Regions from separate parts of the Homo sapiens genome. Here all the other regions are linked to region 1. A link is a contact called in ENCODE Hi-C or POLR2A ChIA-PET data. All regions are on one chromosome and are shown on one strand. Each heading gives the region's core, a stretch centred on a gene start or an enhancer-like site at or near the end of the contact. The rest is flanking DNA. Distances are from core to core; before and after follow the strand shown. Region 1 overlaps PTPN4 (protein tyrosine phosphatase non-receptor type 4). Region 2 holds the start of TMEM185B (transmembrane protein 185B). Region 3 overlaps EPB41L5 (erythrocyte membrane protein band 4.1 like 5). Region 4 overlaps RALB (RAS like proto-oncogene B).

The links. A loop is a pair of places that touch in the nucleus more often than their neighbours do. ChIA-PET counts read pairs that join two places held with the same protein, here RNA polymerase II (POLR2A). Pooled maps may share reads with other maps.
Region 2: a loop to region 1 is called in a pooled map, with 3 times the contacts of the local background. The contact joins the promoter of TMEM185B here to the enhancer-like site in region 1. A Hi-C loop is called at or near these places in 3 of 37 single-sample maps with no recorded cell type and 10 of 50 pooled maps.
Region 3: a loop to region 1 is called in a pooled map, with 8 times the contacts of the local background. The contact joins two enhancer-like sites. A Hi-C loop is called at or near these places in 10 of 37 single-sample maps with no recorded cell type and 12 of 50 pooled maps. POLR2A ChIA-PET finds 5 or more read pairs at or near these places in 2 of 52 experiments (activated T-cell and activated naive CD4-positive, alpha-beta T cell).
Region 4: a map with no recorded cell type shows a loop between it and region 1 (6-fold over the local background). The contact joins two enhancer-like sites. A Hi-C loop is called at or near these places in 4 of 37 single-sample maps with no recorded cell type and 3 of 50 pooled maps.

What each region holds. Positions count from the first base shown.
Region 1 is chr2:119,860,862-119,864,329 of GRCh38, reverse strand. PTPN4 (protein tyrosine phosphatase non-receptor type 4) reads right to left here. Exons shown (of 27, transcript NM_002830.4): 3 at 1,687-1,794. Among named protein-coding and RNA genes, the nearest start is that of PTPN4, 100 kb to the right of the region's middle. RefSeq lists a silencer at 3,076-3,125. Within about 2 kb of position 1,734, at least 2 of the 41 ENCODE cell types and tissues checked have a DNase peak (open chromatin) inside an H3K27ac peak, as active enhancers do.
Region 2 is chr2:120,221,738-120,224,891 of GRCh38, reverse strand. It overlaps TMEM185B (transmembrane protein 185B), which reads left to right and starts at 1,492. Exons shown (of 1, transcript NM_024121.3): 1 at 1,492-3,154. The coding sequence starts at 1,916. The coding sequence ends at 2,968. RefSeq lists an enhancer at 536-1,199 and silencers at 1,294-1,454, 1,174-1,543, 1,694-1,893.
Region 3 is chr2:120,176,752-120,179,873 of GRCh38, reverse strand. It overlaps EPB41L5 (erythrocyte membrane protein band 4.1 like 5), which reads right to left. Exons shown (of 25, transcript NM_020909.4): 25 at 755-3,122. Among named protein-coding and RNA genes, the nearest start is that of TMEM185B, 45 kb to the left of the region's middle. RefSeq lists an enhancer at 2,641-2,740. Within about 2 kb of position 1,858, at least 2 of the 41 ENCODE cell types and tissues checked have a DNase peak (open chromatin) inside an H3K27ac peak, as active enhancers do.
Region 4 is chr2:120,285,829-120,289,393 of GRCh38, reverse strand. RALB (RAS like proto-oncogene B) reads right to left here. Exons shown (of 5, transcript NM_002881.3): 3 at 3,312-3,520. Among named protein-coding and RNA genes, the nearest start is that of RALB, 35 kb to the right of the region's middle. RefSeq lists an enhancer at 1,685-1,854. Within about 2 kb of position 2,078, at least 5 of the 41 ENCODE cell types and tissues checked have a DNase peak (open chromatin) inside an H3K27ac peak, as active enhancers do.

The sequences.
Region 1 (3,468 bases), core at 485-2,984:
GCAAGAAAGGCATTTAAAAAGTAACAGCAGTCACATCTCACTCTCCCTTCAGCTACATAGTTACCTCTTGAAGCTACTTGCTATGTGGGCTGCAGACTGAAGCCAAGTAGCCATAAAATGTTATACACCCTATAGTTCAACCATGTATAGCCAATCGCTAACCAATGTTATTTCTGTAAGTCAATGAGAATTCCTGAAGAACAATTTTTGCACTTACTCACTCTCCTGAGTGATCCTCTTTATTCTTTAAAAACTTGAACCTTTCTTATGTTCTCCAGAGCACTCTCCAAGGCAACTTGCAAGTGTATCCTGGGCTGAGGTCCTCAACCTTTGCACTTGAATAAACTCTCTTTAAACTACATTCTGACCCTTTTGATTATTTTAGGTTCAACCTGGGAAAGGCTGCATTACTGACATTTCTACTCACTTCCATTTTTACATGGGTTTATTTATCAGGAAACAACAGTATAACTCTAGGCCCCTGAAGAAGCTCAAGTGGTCTAGTGAAGGCATCAAAGTATGAGGAAAGTTTATTTTAATTTTAGTTCAGTATAAAAGCATTTATTTTCACTGAAACTAGCTGGCCCTTGGTTTGTTTTTCTTTGTGTCATCCTCGTATTTTTCCATGACTGGTTTGTAATACAAAATCAGTAAATGATGTCAAAAAAATAAGTGGTAGTATTTAACGTTTGATATATAATTCCCACTAGCTATTCATTCAGAGAATGAAGATCCCAACCATGAGAGAGAGGAAGAAAAAAACAAACCAACTTTTCTCATAAACATTATTTGTATTTTCTATAGCCCTTCTATTAATATAGCCTTATAAACAGATTTCTAAAACATTAATCCAGAACCATTTCTTCAGCCTCCTAATCTTTCTAAAAGTATACAAAATATTCCCTTCAAAATGGAGATCCTCTTACACTAATCAAAAGAATATACTTTATTGCAGAAGTCCCTCACTGTATAAGCATATAAATTTACAAAGAATTCAATCAGAATTTGCTTGTATACCCTTTATCTCGGTTCAGAGTAAGGTATATCCTTTAGTGCATTTTATAACACTTAATTGTCAAAGTAAACATTTCTATTATTCATCACATGCTATCTTCTATTTCTATGATGTGATCTATCTAATTAAAAGAACCACAATTGCAATTACTGAAGAATAAGTAAAAATCCAAGAAATTTAATGCCAAATAATTGTACAGCTCTGAAATTTAATCTCTATCTTATTTGTGAGGGTCTCTGATGAAATTTGGAAATTTGACATTGAATAAATTAAGAATTTTTATTAGAAATAGCTCTCTATAAATACAATAAAAAACTAATTTTACTTTAGTGCAGACTAATTTATATACATCTGAAGGTATTTTAACCTTTATGCCCAATTTCCTCTCTTTCAGTCAACAGGCATAAATTGGATTTACTTTTTAGTTGTCTGAGACACATAATTAATGAAAGTGACATTACCTGACATAATTATGAAAACCTTAAAGCTAATAACTTCTGAAAGATTAAAATGTCAAGAAAAGAGGAACAAAAGCAAAAGAATTACCTCTATTTAAGTCAAGTAAAAAAAAAACTCATCAAATCAGTGAACACTGTAAATCAGAAAGGACTTTCTACACTAAACTGAGAGGAAAAACTAAATGAAAATGAAAGACAAAATCTTACACTTACTGGGTTATCTGTGGAATCATCAGCCAACTGTAAACCAAAATAGTCCTGCTCAGTCAAATCTAGATGCTTGAAGACGACATCCAACAAGACTTGCCCCTGATCATGTTTCTGTAAAAAAAAAAAAAAATTGAATGAAATCAACTTTGATAGGTTACATTCTTCACATTTTTTAACCTGGTTGACTTTTGTCCTCATCTATTAACCCATTTATGCCAGAGGTAGCAAACGTTTTTTGTGTGAAAAATCAGGCCTTGGCAATGACCTTGAGCAGTAGGATATAAATAACTCCCATAAGCTTAGCAAGCCAATAATGGAGCACTAGGCATAAATGGGTTAACTTGGTAACTGTTTTCATACCAATGACTTGGTTGAGAAAAAAGACTTCACATGTGACACAGCACTTTTAGAAAACAACCTGACCTTAGGCAAACTGGTTTAAAGAGCATATAATAAATATGAAAATACAAAGAAACATTTGATTGAAAATACTTTTCACTTTCAGGCTATCACGATATTTTTTTAGTTTATATTATTGCCACATTAACTCATGCATATATCTATATCATTTTGTTATGCCTTTTATTCTTATATTTAAATTGTGACTGGAAAGTGACATATTTGGCTAAATATTACTTAAAATATAATTTTGTATTATAATGCCATAAAAGGGGAACGAAGATGGTAACAATTATTTATAGCAAACTGATAAAGGATTGCTAATATTTTCATTGCCAAAGTACTCAGAGAACTTTAGAAAACTATCTCATTTTAACCTCATACTAATTCTATCATGTAGGCATTAAAGAGTAAATACAACTTCCCCAAGTTCCAAAGCTGTTAAACTGTGGTACAAAAGGCATGATTAGATAATCCCCCTCCAATAAAAAATATAACTTATGAGTAAAAACAGACAAATGATCAACATGTTCAGTTAAAATAAAAAAAGAAAATGGGAAATTATAATGACATGCCATGGGCAAACAACCCCCAAAATAAAATCCAATGATAAAAAATAAAGACAAGAAATACTTATTGCTGCTAACATGGTAGAAAGATATCTGTTGGGAAAGCAATTTGACAAAACAAGCAATAACAATATCAACTACTCTGGCATCTTAACATAAGTAGCAAACAAAAGCTAATACTGGAGGAAACTTCTATACCTATCAATAAATTCACTAGAGAAGTTTATTCTCGTTACATTTATATACAACATATATTAGAAAAATATGTGCAATGGTTTGAGTTTGTCCCCTAGAATTCATGTGTTGAAAATTTGGTCCCTGGTATGGTGATTTTGAGAGACAGGACCTTTAAGAGGTGATTAGGTCATTTAGAAGGATTAATGTCACATTCCAGGGACAAGGTTAATTCTCAAGGGAGCGAGTGAGTTCTCACTATCACAGTACTAGATTAATTACCACAAATGGGTTGGTATAAAGTGAGGCTGCCCCTGGAGTTCTATCCCTTTTACATGCACCCACTTCCCCTTCTGCTTCTCTGTCATGTTATGACAGCACGCAACCCTCAGAACAGACCAGATGTGGCCATCTGATCCCGGACCTCCCAGCCAAAATAAACTTTTTTTTTTTTTTTTGAGATGGAGTTTCGCTCTTGTTGCCCAGGCTAGAGTGCAATGGCACAATCTGATCTTGGCTCACTGCAACCTCCGCCTCCCACGTTCAAGCGATTCTCCTGTCTCAGCCTCCTGAGTAGCCAGCATTATAGGTGCATGCCACCACGCCCAGCTAATTTTTGTATTTTTAGTAGAGCCAGAGTTTC
Region 2 (3,154 bases), core at 243-2,742, 360 kb before region 1:
GTTGGATTGGTGAGGGGGTTTTCCACTTTTACAAATTTTTAGTTGACAAATCCTTCTTGGGAGAAAAGAGTACAAAAAAGACCAATGTGTAAAACAGACAGATTGGAGCAACTCTGTTTAGGGGAGGAATGGAGGGAGATAAGGCTCTCCAGAAACAAGAGGCCCTGAAGACACATCTATGAAGTCAGCCTTAAGGGCTGAGCCTGAGGACTGGTGAAGCTCACTCAGCTGGACTCCCTTCCCCAGGGCCACAGATTGCCTGTGGCTGAAGTGAAGTTGTGGAGAGCGCCTCGGGGGCTGGGACTGTCCGCCCGACACCTGGACACCCTGCTCATGCCCGCCTGGGGCAGTGCTGTGAGGGTGCGGGAGGGCCACTCCGCGGAGGCCCTGACAGGCCATGCGTTCCTCTGATGGCCTGTCCCACTTCAGAGCCCAGGACCTGCGTGACAACATCCCACAGCCACTTCAGGAAAAGAGGACTAGGAGAGACTGGTGAGGGCAGCCAGGGCTCTGCTGAGCAGTGGGACAGCGGGGAAGACAGAAATCCTCCAGGGTCTGCCCAGATGGCCAGAGGGCGAAAGGGGTGCTCCAAATCACAGACCCGCTGCAGCCTTGCCCTTAGACACCACCCAGGTCTGTCCCCCAACTTCATAGACCAGGAAACTGAGGCCCAGAGAGAAAGAGGTGAATTTGCCTAGGTTTCTCAGCTGATGGGTGGCACGGCCTGGACAAGAACCCAAATCTCTTGACCTCTGGTCCAGTACCCTTTTCCAAAGGAAAAGGAAAACATGGTTTTGCGAGAATAACACAGAGACAGGGCCAAATAAGTCAAAATGAGGACTAGACACTTGAAGGTAGGAGCCCTGTATCTGCGACGCGATTCTCTGTTAACCTGCCGGGTGACCTGGGGCAGAAAGCAACCCCCAACCCTGGTCTGGATCCAGTTTCCTCCCGAGTGGGGTCTAACACCCTCACCAGCACCTTCCACTCTGGAGTGAGAGGGACAGGTACAAGAGCGCCGCTGCCGCCTGGGATCTCTGCACAGCCACTTCGCAGGCAGCCTGAGAAACGTCCGTTGCTCCACCAGGCGGAGTTCTGCCCCGCGAGTCTTCATCCCAGGTAAGGCCCCCCCACCTCGTGCCCTGAGTCTACGCGCGGGCCTTTTCCTTTGAGCCAGGGATACACCCGCCGCCGGCCCCCACAGGTCTGCGCTCATGCACATCGCCTTGCATCCGTTCAGTTACCGGCACCCGCTCCCTCGCTCGCAAACTCCCGCACTAGCCCGGCCACCGCCTCTGCTCGCGCGCGCGGGGTGCTGGAGCCTCACCGCGGGCGCTCTAGCCCCGGGCGGGTTCCCGGGAAGCCGCGGCGAGCGCGGGGAGGCGAGGATCCCGGCAGAGATGGGTAGGGTGCCAACGCCCAGGCCCCGCCCTCTCCACCCGGCCCCGCCCCCGCAGGGCCCGCCCCGGCCGGCAGGGAGGATGTGAGCTCACTCCCGCCTCCATGTTCCCGGAGTCGCCTGGAAGCGTCCGCCCAAGGTCGCGGGCCGCTTGGGGAGTCAGCAGCGCGCCAGGCCCCTTCGGGCCCCACACGCATTAGGTGCCTTCTTGATGGGTACGGAGTGAACGCGGGCGGCGGCGGGACCGAGGCAGCGCCCAGTTTGTAACCGCCGCGCCGCCCGTGCCCGCGCGCGCCACACCCCAGCGCGCTTCCGGCCGGGCCACGTGACCGCGCGTGCACGTGTTCCGGCCTCTCCGCTTCGCCGCTCCGAACCTCCTCCTGGTCGTCCCGGCATTCGTCCACGCGGAGCCGGCTTGGGCGGGGCCCGGGAGGCGGCGGCCGGAGAAGCCGCGGAGACGCGAGCGCCGAGCGTCGCGAGGGAGCAGGCCCGGGCAGGCAAGCGGCGGCCTCCGCCATGAACCCCAGGGGCCTGTTCCAGGACTTCAACCCCAGTAAGTTTCTCATCTACACCTGCCTGCTGCTCTTCTCGGTGCTGCTGCCCCTCCGCCTGGACGGCATCATCCAATGGAGCTACTGGGCCGTCTTTGCCCCCATATGGCTGTGGAAGCTTCTAGTCGTCGCAGGCGCCTCCGTGGGCGCGGGCGTTTGGGCCCGCAACCCTCGCTACCGCACCGAGGGAGAGGCCTGTGTGGAGTTCAAAGCCATGCTGATCGCTGTGGGCATCCACCTGCTGCTGCTCATGTTCGAAGTCCTGGTCTGCGACAGGGTGGAGAGGGGCACCCACTTCTGGCTGCTGGTCTTCATGCCTCTCTTCTTCGTGTCCCCCGTGTCCGTGGCTGCCTGCGTCTGGGGCTTTCGACACGATAGGTCGCTGGAGCTGGAGATCCTGTGCTCGGTCAACATCCTGCAGTTCATCTTCATCGCCCTAAAGCTGGACAGGATTATTCACTGGCCGTGGCTGGTGGTGTTTGTGCCCCTGTGGATCCTCATGTCGTTCCTTTGCCTGGTCGTCCTCTATTACATCGTCTGGTCCCTCCTGTTCCTGCGGTCCCTGGATGTGGTTGCCGAGCAGCGGAGAACACACGTGACCATGGCTATCAGTTGGATAACGATTGTCGTGCCTCTGCTCACTTTTGAGGTCCTGCTGGTTCACAGATTGGATGGCCACAATACATTCTCCTACGTCTCCATATTTGTCCCCCTTTGGCTTTCCTTACTAACTTTAATGGCCACAACATTTAGGCGAAAGGGGGGCAATCATTGGTGGTTTGGCATTCGCAGAGACTTCTGTCAGTTTCTGCTTGAAATTTTCCCATTTTTAAGAGAATATGGGAACATTTCATATGATCTCCATCACGAAGATAGTGAAGATGCTGAAGAAACATCAGTTCCAGAAGCTCCGAAAATTGCTCCAATATTTGGAAAGAAGGCCAGAGTAGTTATAACCCAGAGCCCTGGGAAATACGTTCCCCCCCCTCCCAAGTTAAATATTGATATGCCAGATTAAACTCCTAGAGAGGACCCAGGCACACACAGACTCCACTTGGCCTTCGCCTCTTGTTCATTCATCCCAAACCTGGAAATGGAAACAGGCTTCAAACACTCGTCTCACGCCGTGTTTGAGATCACCGCCTCATCAGTATGCATCATAGATGGAGGTGGTTTCAGTATGTGGGTGTGTGTGATGTGTACC
Region 3 (3,122 bases), core at 609-3,108, 320 kb before region 1:
TCAGTCCTTATCTCTCCAGTGAGTTGTTTTCGCTACTTATTGGTGGCTTTCATTACTTATTGCCAAAAACTTCCTCTTAGAAGAGCTCCTGGTACAGGTGATTGCATCTGGGTTCCAGCCCCTCTCCATACATCTCCAAAAAGCAGAGAAAAGCTCCTTAGTTTCCAGGGCCCAACTGGGCCTCTCTCCCAGGCAGAAAACAGAGGGGAGAGGGAAAGAGAAGACTTCCAACTTTTCTCAGCTTTGCCAACACCCATATGGTGCAGTATGACTCTGCCCAGCAGAAGTCCTGAAACCAACCCAGGTGGCACTGTTCCTCGCTGGATGGTGCAGTGCAAACCCAGAGAAGGCTGGGGACTGGTGGGCGCCAAGAGAAGGAGAAGTCAACACCTGCATACTCTACCACACGCTGTGACACACACTTCATGTGCCATTTCAGACAAAAAACCTGAGGTATTAAGCAGTAGAGCCCAGATCCGATGTCCAAAGCTGTGGTGATACTGCACCATGCTGTCCTTGGAATGACCACCGTGCCTTCCAGGATATGCTGGGGATGACCAATGAGGTTTTCAACCTTTGAAAATGCCCCTACTCCCAAATTTACACCACAAAAACATGGAAATCAACCTAAAAACAGTGCGGCTGCTTCTGCTCACTTCCTCAGGTTTGTACCAACAGTGGATCTGGTCTAACTCTGTTGAGGTCAGCATGTAGGAATCACAGTTCCAAGAAACAGAAACAGTGCACAAAAACATGAATGTCTCACGAAGGTTTATTTGAATAGAGTTACATCTAGAGTTCTCATTTCAGTGTACAAACAACTCAGTGCAGTGTTTCTAATACAAGTCATATAAAACTGGAACACACTAAATGAATAGTGCACTTGATAGAAAAATAAATTACACTTTAAATGCTACTGCAAAGTTTTACACATATAAAAGGTAAACACAAAATAGTTAGTGAGACCCTCATAACCACTTATCATATCCAGATAAGGAGATAAAAGGGGCAAAGGAATCTGTGCTATAAAAAAAAATCTCTCTGAAGAGGAGAAATCCTGACAAGTAACTGAATGATCATCTCAAGCAATGTGGTGACATAGGGACTTACAGATCGTATCTCTTAGAACTGGGAAGGAATCATAGCTCTACCAATGTGTTAACACAACCCAGTTCAGCTCAGGGCAAATTTCTATAATTCAAACAAATGTCCTCATACTAACGCCTAATATGTAGGAAAAGTTTCCAACTTTCTTCTGACCACTGAAGAGGTACAGTGTTTAAATTTTTGAGAGGATAAAAAGGACAAATAATCTAGAAATGTGTCTTCTTCAGTCTGCAGAAGACCCCAGGTCTCCAAGCAACCACATGGTCAAGGGCATGAATAATTAAAAGTTGGTGGGAACTCACAAAGACCCTCAGAGCTGAGACACCCACAACAGTGGGAGCTCACAAAGACCCTCAGAGCTGAGACACCCACAACAGTGGGAGCTCACAAAGACCCTCAGAGCTGAGACACCCACAACAGCACCTCGTTCAGCTGCCACATGTGTGAATAAGGATGCAATGTCCAGAAGTGTTGGCTGCCTCCAAGTGACAGGTAACACTGCAGAACCTATCTGAGGACCTGCCAGCCTCCCGTTTCACGCAGCCACTCTGCTGCTCTACAAAGTTTCACATCAGGGGTCAGCGGCTTTGTAAAGGGGACTCCGCAGGAACACAGCTGTGCTGGGGCTGCTGCTGCTGTACTGCGCCAGCAGAGCTGAGTGGGACAGTATTTACCATCTCTGGTCCTTTACAGAACAAGACTGCTGACTCCTCTCAATGACAAGACAAAAACTCTGCTTCTCGAGACTCTTACTTAGAAAAATAGCAGATTTTTCTCTCTGTGACTGATAAATAATTCTGCTAACAAGACTTCTGAAGGAAATCTTCATTTTGGGGCTTAGCTAAGAGAAGAAGAGGTGCAAGTTTTAGCCAGAAGTGAGAAGCATAAGATAACAAGTAGTCCAGATCCAAGAACCCAAGAACAACTCAGGGCTTTCATCCTTAAATCTCCATAGGATATCTGTGATTGTACAAAGGCAAAGGCTAGAGACAAATGTTAGGAGACTATAAGAAATATTTTTAAAAGTTTTTTCTTAAAACAATGTATAAATGTTAAGGAAGTAAGCACACAAGGAACAGAATCATTCCTCTGTTCAGCAGTGTCTCCTGAAGAGTAGGAATGAAATGACCATGACCTCCTGTGTGTCAAAAGATGATGCTACTGACATGTCACAAATTAGGTCTCACTGATTAATTTACAAGTTCTCAGGCAAAGTCTAGAGCAGGTAACTGAAACCTTCACGTCTTATTTTAAACCATCCTGTCAACTCCCACTTCCCCTATCAGGGCTATGAAATGGACTGAGTTGAGGTTCCTCTCCTGTCTGCCCGCAGGGAGGCAGCACTATCTGCTCCCCGCCACCCCACCGTGCTCCGTCCGAGGCGTGCACGGCAAACCCTCAGCAGTGCCCCCGGCTGCCCCTTCTCCAACCTCAGCCCAGTCTCACCAGCCTGCTTCTCACCCACTATCATCTCCAACCTTTCTCTTTGAACCCATCAAGGATGCCGGCACACATGCCTCTCTCTTCTCAAGAGACAGACATCTCCCCTTCCCTACCTGCCACATTCGTAGACCACCTCAGCCCTGCCTCTCCCCACCACACTGTTCTCAGGGGAGCAGAACAGGAAGAGCTGTTACAGCAGCTCTGCGCATGGCAGCAGCAGCAGCTATGACAGGAAACCAATCCCCAACACGCATTTAATCTGTCGGGGCCAATTCAGCATTCAAGTATGAACTTCCGTGTTTGCCACTTCATGTCAGGGCATGAGACAAAGTTTCCTCTGAGCTTGAAATTCAAGTGAATTTTAACAAAGTCCCTACCAATATTCTAACTGTCAAGAATACAGGTATCCAACGACATAAAGGTCACAGACTATGTCCAACTACCTAATTCCTAATTTTAGGAAGTTTAAAATAAGGATGTTGTCACCTCCTGAACTGGATGGGAGATTTAGGTCTTCCAAGGCATAATGCCTCAGCTGCTCTGTGGTGAGCAGCACAACGGTAACCCTGTAG
Region 4 (3,565 bases), core at 829-3,328, 420 kb before region 1:
TGCTTCTCAGTTTGCCCACATCAGAATCCCCTGGGATGCTCATCACAAATGCAGATTTCTGGGCTCAGTCTTACAGAAGTGTCTGGATAGGAGCCCAGGATTTTACGTCACAACAGGGTCCCCAACTTATGCACACACAAAAAAAAAAACAAAAAGAAGAAAAATGGTCAATCTCTGCAATAAAAACAAGCTAAGGGAACTATCTCCATAAAATGCTTAATTCCCCTGAAAATATTTGTTTGTGACATAAAAGCTATGAAATCCAGTGTTTTCTATATGGAAGGTGGCAGCCTATTAGTGGATCACAAAACCAATCTAGTGGGTCGCAACCAGCAGTTTCTCCCCCCTGCAGTGAAATAGATTATAGAACAGAACTGACCAGATCAGAAATATCCAAGGGAATCTCAAGTAGGAAAGGTGAATATTGTATTGTTTTGAAACTTCAGTTTTGATTAGATCTGCATGTGTACACGACAAGTATGTCATCCCATCCCCAGTTTCCATGCAGACACAGTAATGTTATAGGCCACAGAATCGAGACAGATATGTTAGGCAGTAATCACATTCCAATACGTACCATTTTTCTACTACAAAGTGAAAAAAATGAAAGGAAATACGACAAGCCCTATGGAAAAGTACTTCAAAAGTGTCTTCTACAAAAATACCATTACTCGTAGCATATTAAATTTTACGTCTACTAAAAATTATCAGCTATCTGAAAGTACTAATCAAAACTAAATATTTAAAAAAATTAAATACCCCATTTCCATTATTTTGGTCCCATGAGAATATTTCTACTTTTATATGCCAATACATTCTAAAAAGAGTCCCCTTCAAAAATGTATTTTGTAGAGATCTGTATTGATTTTTATATGGTATAGGGTAACATTTCACAATAATAAAAATATTTTCTAGGCGTGGTGGCTCACATCTGTAATGCCAGCACTCTGGGAGCCTGAGGAGGGAGGAACACTTGAGCCCAGGAGTTCAAGACCAGCCTGGGCAACATAGGGAGACCTTGTATCTACAAAAAAAAAAACAAAAAAAAAAACTAAAATTTTCATGTAGTCAATTTAAGTGCCAGACATCAAATATTTTAAGACAAACTAAAAAAGATGAAAAGATGCTTGAAATTGGCTTTGTGTAGCCTTGTTATAGCCTACATTTGAACTGGGGTCAAAGAACATGATACATTTGAAGTCATGTGATCATTATAAACTATGAACAATAAAAACTGATAGCTTTCTGGCTCATTAGTCTTGCAGGGGCACACAAAATTACCTCATTGATAAACATATCGATCCAAAAATGGGAGTACCAAGTTCTGGTCTCTTATGACAGAACTTATCTTAGTTCATAAAATATTTTCCAGAAAAAGTTTCAAGGAAGACAGCATATTCACATGTCATTTTATATTGGGGCCTTTCTATTTGGAAGATAGTACACAAATGCTGTTTTAAAACTGCTAACAGACATGAAGTAAAGTGACTTGAGTTTAGCCACAGGGCTCAGATAATTGACCTGCATTCTTCTGTTCCCAACAACATGAGAAACCTACGCAGAGGTCAACTTCCCCTTCTTTCTGGTTTTAGGTATTCATCTGTCCTTTTTCTTCTAAGGATCTCTCTTTCCACCTAACAACCAAAACCCTTTTCCACATTGAGGGGAGCCCTGCTCCAACTCTGTGAGAACGCCCGAGTGCTATCTGTGCATGTGTGGTGACTGAGGAGAGGACAAGGAGCACTTGAAATACCTGTATTTCTCCATATCCTCTGCAGAGAACTCTCCTGCCCACTTCCCTTCTAAGTAAGTCACAGAACAACAGGAAATCAAAAGGCTCGGGACAGGGAAGAAAAGAAGAGAGTGTGTGCATCTGTCCTGTTTTACCCTCTATGAGGCATTAAAAACAGGACTACGCAGATGCAAACAATTATAAATACATGGGCTACATTCAAACAGAGCAGCCCTTAGGAAGGTCTGAAATGTCTAAAAATTAACAGAACTTCTCATAATGAGTCATAGTCACTTAACTAGTCACTGCACCACACGCACTCTGCTTCCAGAAAAGTAGGTCTTCGACTCTGAAGCCTGGAGCTATGAAGCATCACTGAGGCACCTCCCTATTATCTTTCACTAGCCCTGCTGGGTGACCTGTGCTCACCCGAGGCCTCCCTGGCTCAGTGATGCTTCCATCCAAGTCCTGGAAGGATAGCTAGCTTTCTCCTTTTCACCTCTGGTTGACCACCTTACTGTCAGACCAGAACTTGCTGAAGAATGAAAAAAACTGATTTGATTTTTGGGTTTTTTCTCTTCAGTTCCCTACTAAACTCTAGATCTGCTTCTTAAAAAGTCATCTAGATAGATATGTTTATAAGAAGAACAGATTTTTTAAAACTCAATTATGTAGGAGAAAGGGAAGGGCATGGGGTAAAGAGACATTTATAGAGCATAAGAATTATGCCCAAAAGGCTATTTCTTTATAACAAAATGAACTGAAGGTATTTTTTTCACTGCTATATTTTCTTTTTCTTTCTTCTCTAACACCTTCATGGAGAATAGTTGCCATATTTTAAAATAAATAACAATGGATATTCTACTCACTATGGAAGCACCATGTGTCTACACTGTGACAGGGGACAATGGAGGGTAGCCAGGTTCTTGCCCACATGAAATTCACAGTCTAATACATCCTTTCATTTCATTTCTCAACTCACAAGTGCATTTCCAGAGAAAGAAACAAAATCCTGACACTAAGTAAACTTGCCCATGGTCAGTGAGCGGCAAGGCAGGGATTCAAACCAGGTCTCCTGACTCTAAAGCCGCGTTCTCGTCCCTCCACTGTGCTGAAAGTCCTTAAGTAGCAGCAAATGGTCATTTTGACTCCCATCTTTCACTTTCCAGTCATTGTTTCATAACCTTCAACACAGACTAAACCTGCTACTTTTTTTAGTAACATTATTTAAAGGATAGATGGTTAATTTATCAATGAAAATCTCTGAGTATTTATAGGAACAAAATTATATGTTCTTGATTATATGGAATAGCTTCATTGTTTTCGGGGACAGTAAGACTCTTAAAATTATTTTATTCAGAAATCACAGATCAGGAAAGCCCAAAGAGATTATAATCATCATAGTCTATAATGTGCCAAGATTCAGAAAGCCCCAGAAGATTCTTTAGACAGAATTATTCCTGAGAACAAGCTCAGCCCTCTCCTAGTATGCTCAGCCCCAAATTCTTCATAGGCCTAAGACATATGAGAAAAGGCAAAAAGCTTCCTGGGGGCTTCTGCTATTTCATTTCAGACATACCTGAATTCGGCAGTTGCTGTAAAGGATTCATGTTCTGTGATTGAGAACACAAGAAGAAACCCTTCCCCACTCCGAAAGTAGTTATCTCGAATGGCTGCGTAGTCCTCTTGCCCAGCGGTGTCCAGAATATCTATCTGAACTTCTTCCCCATCAAGAACCACTTTCTTTCTATAACTGTCAGCTTTGGTAGGTTCATAGTCTTCTACAAACTGAGGAAATAAACATTATCGGTAATTAACAAAGTCTTAAGGGGA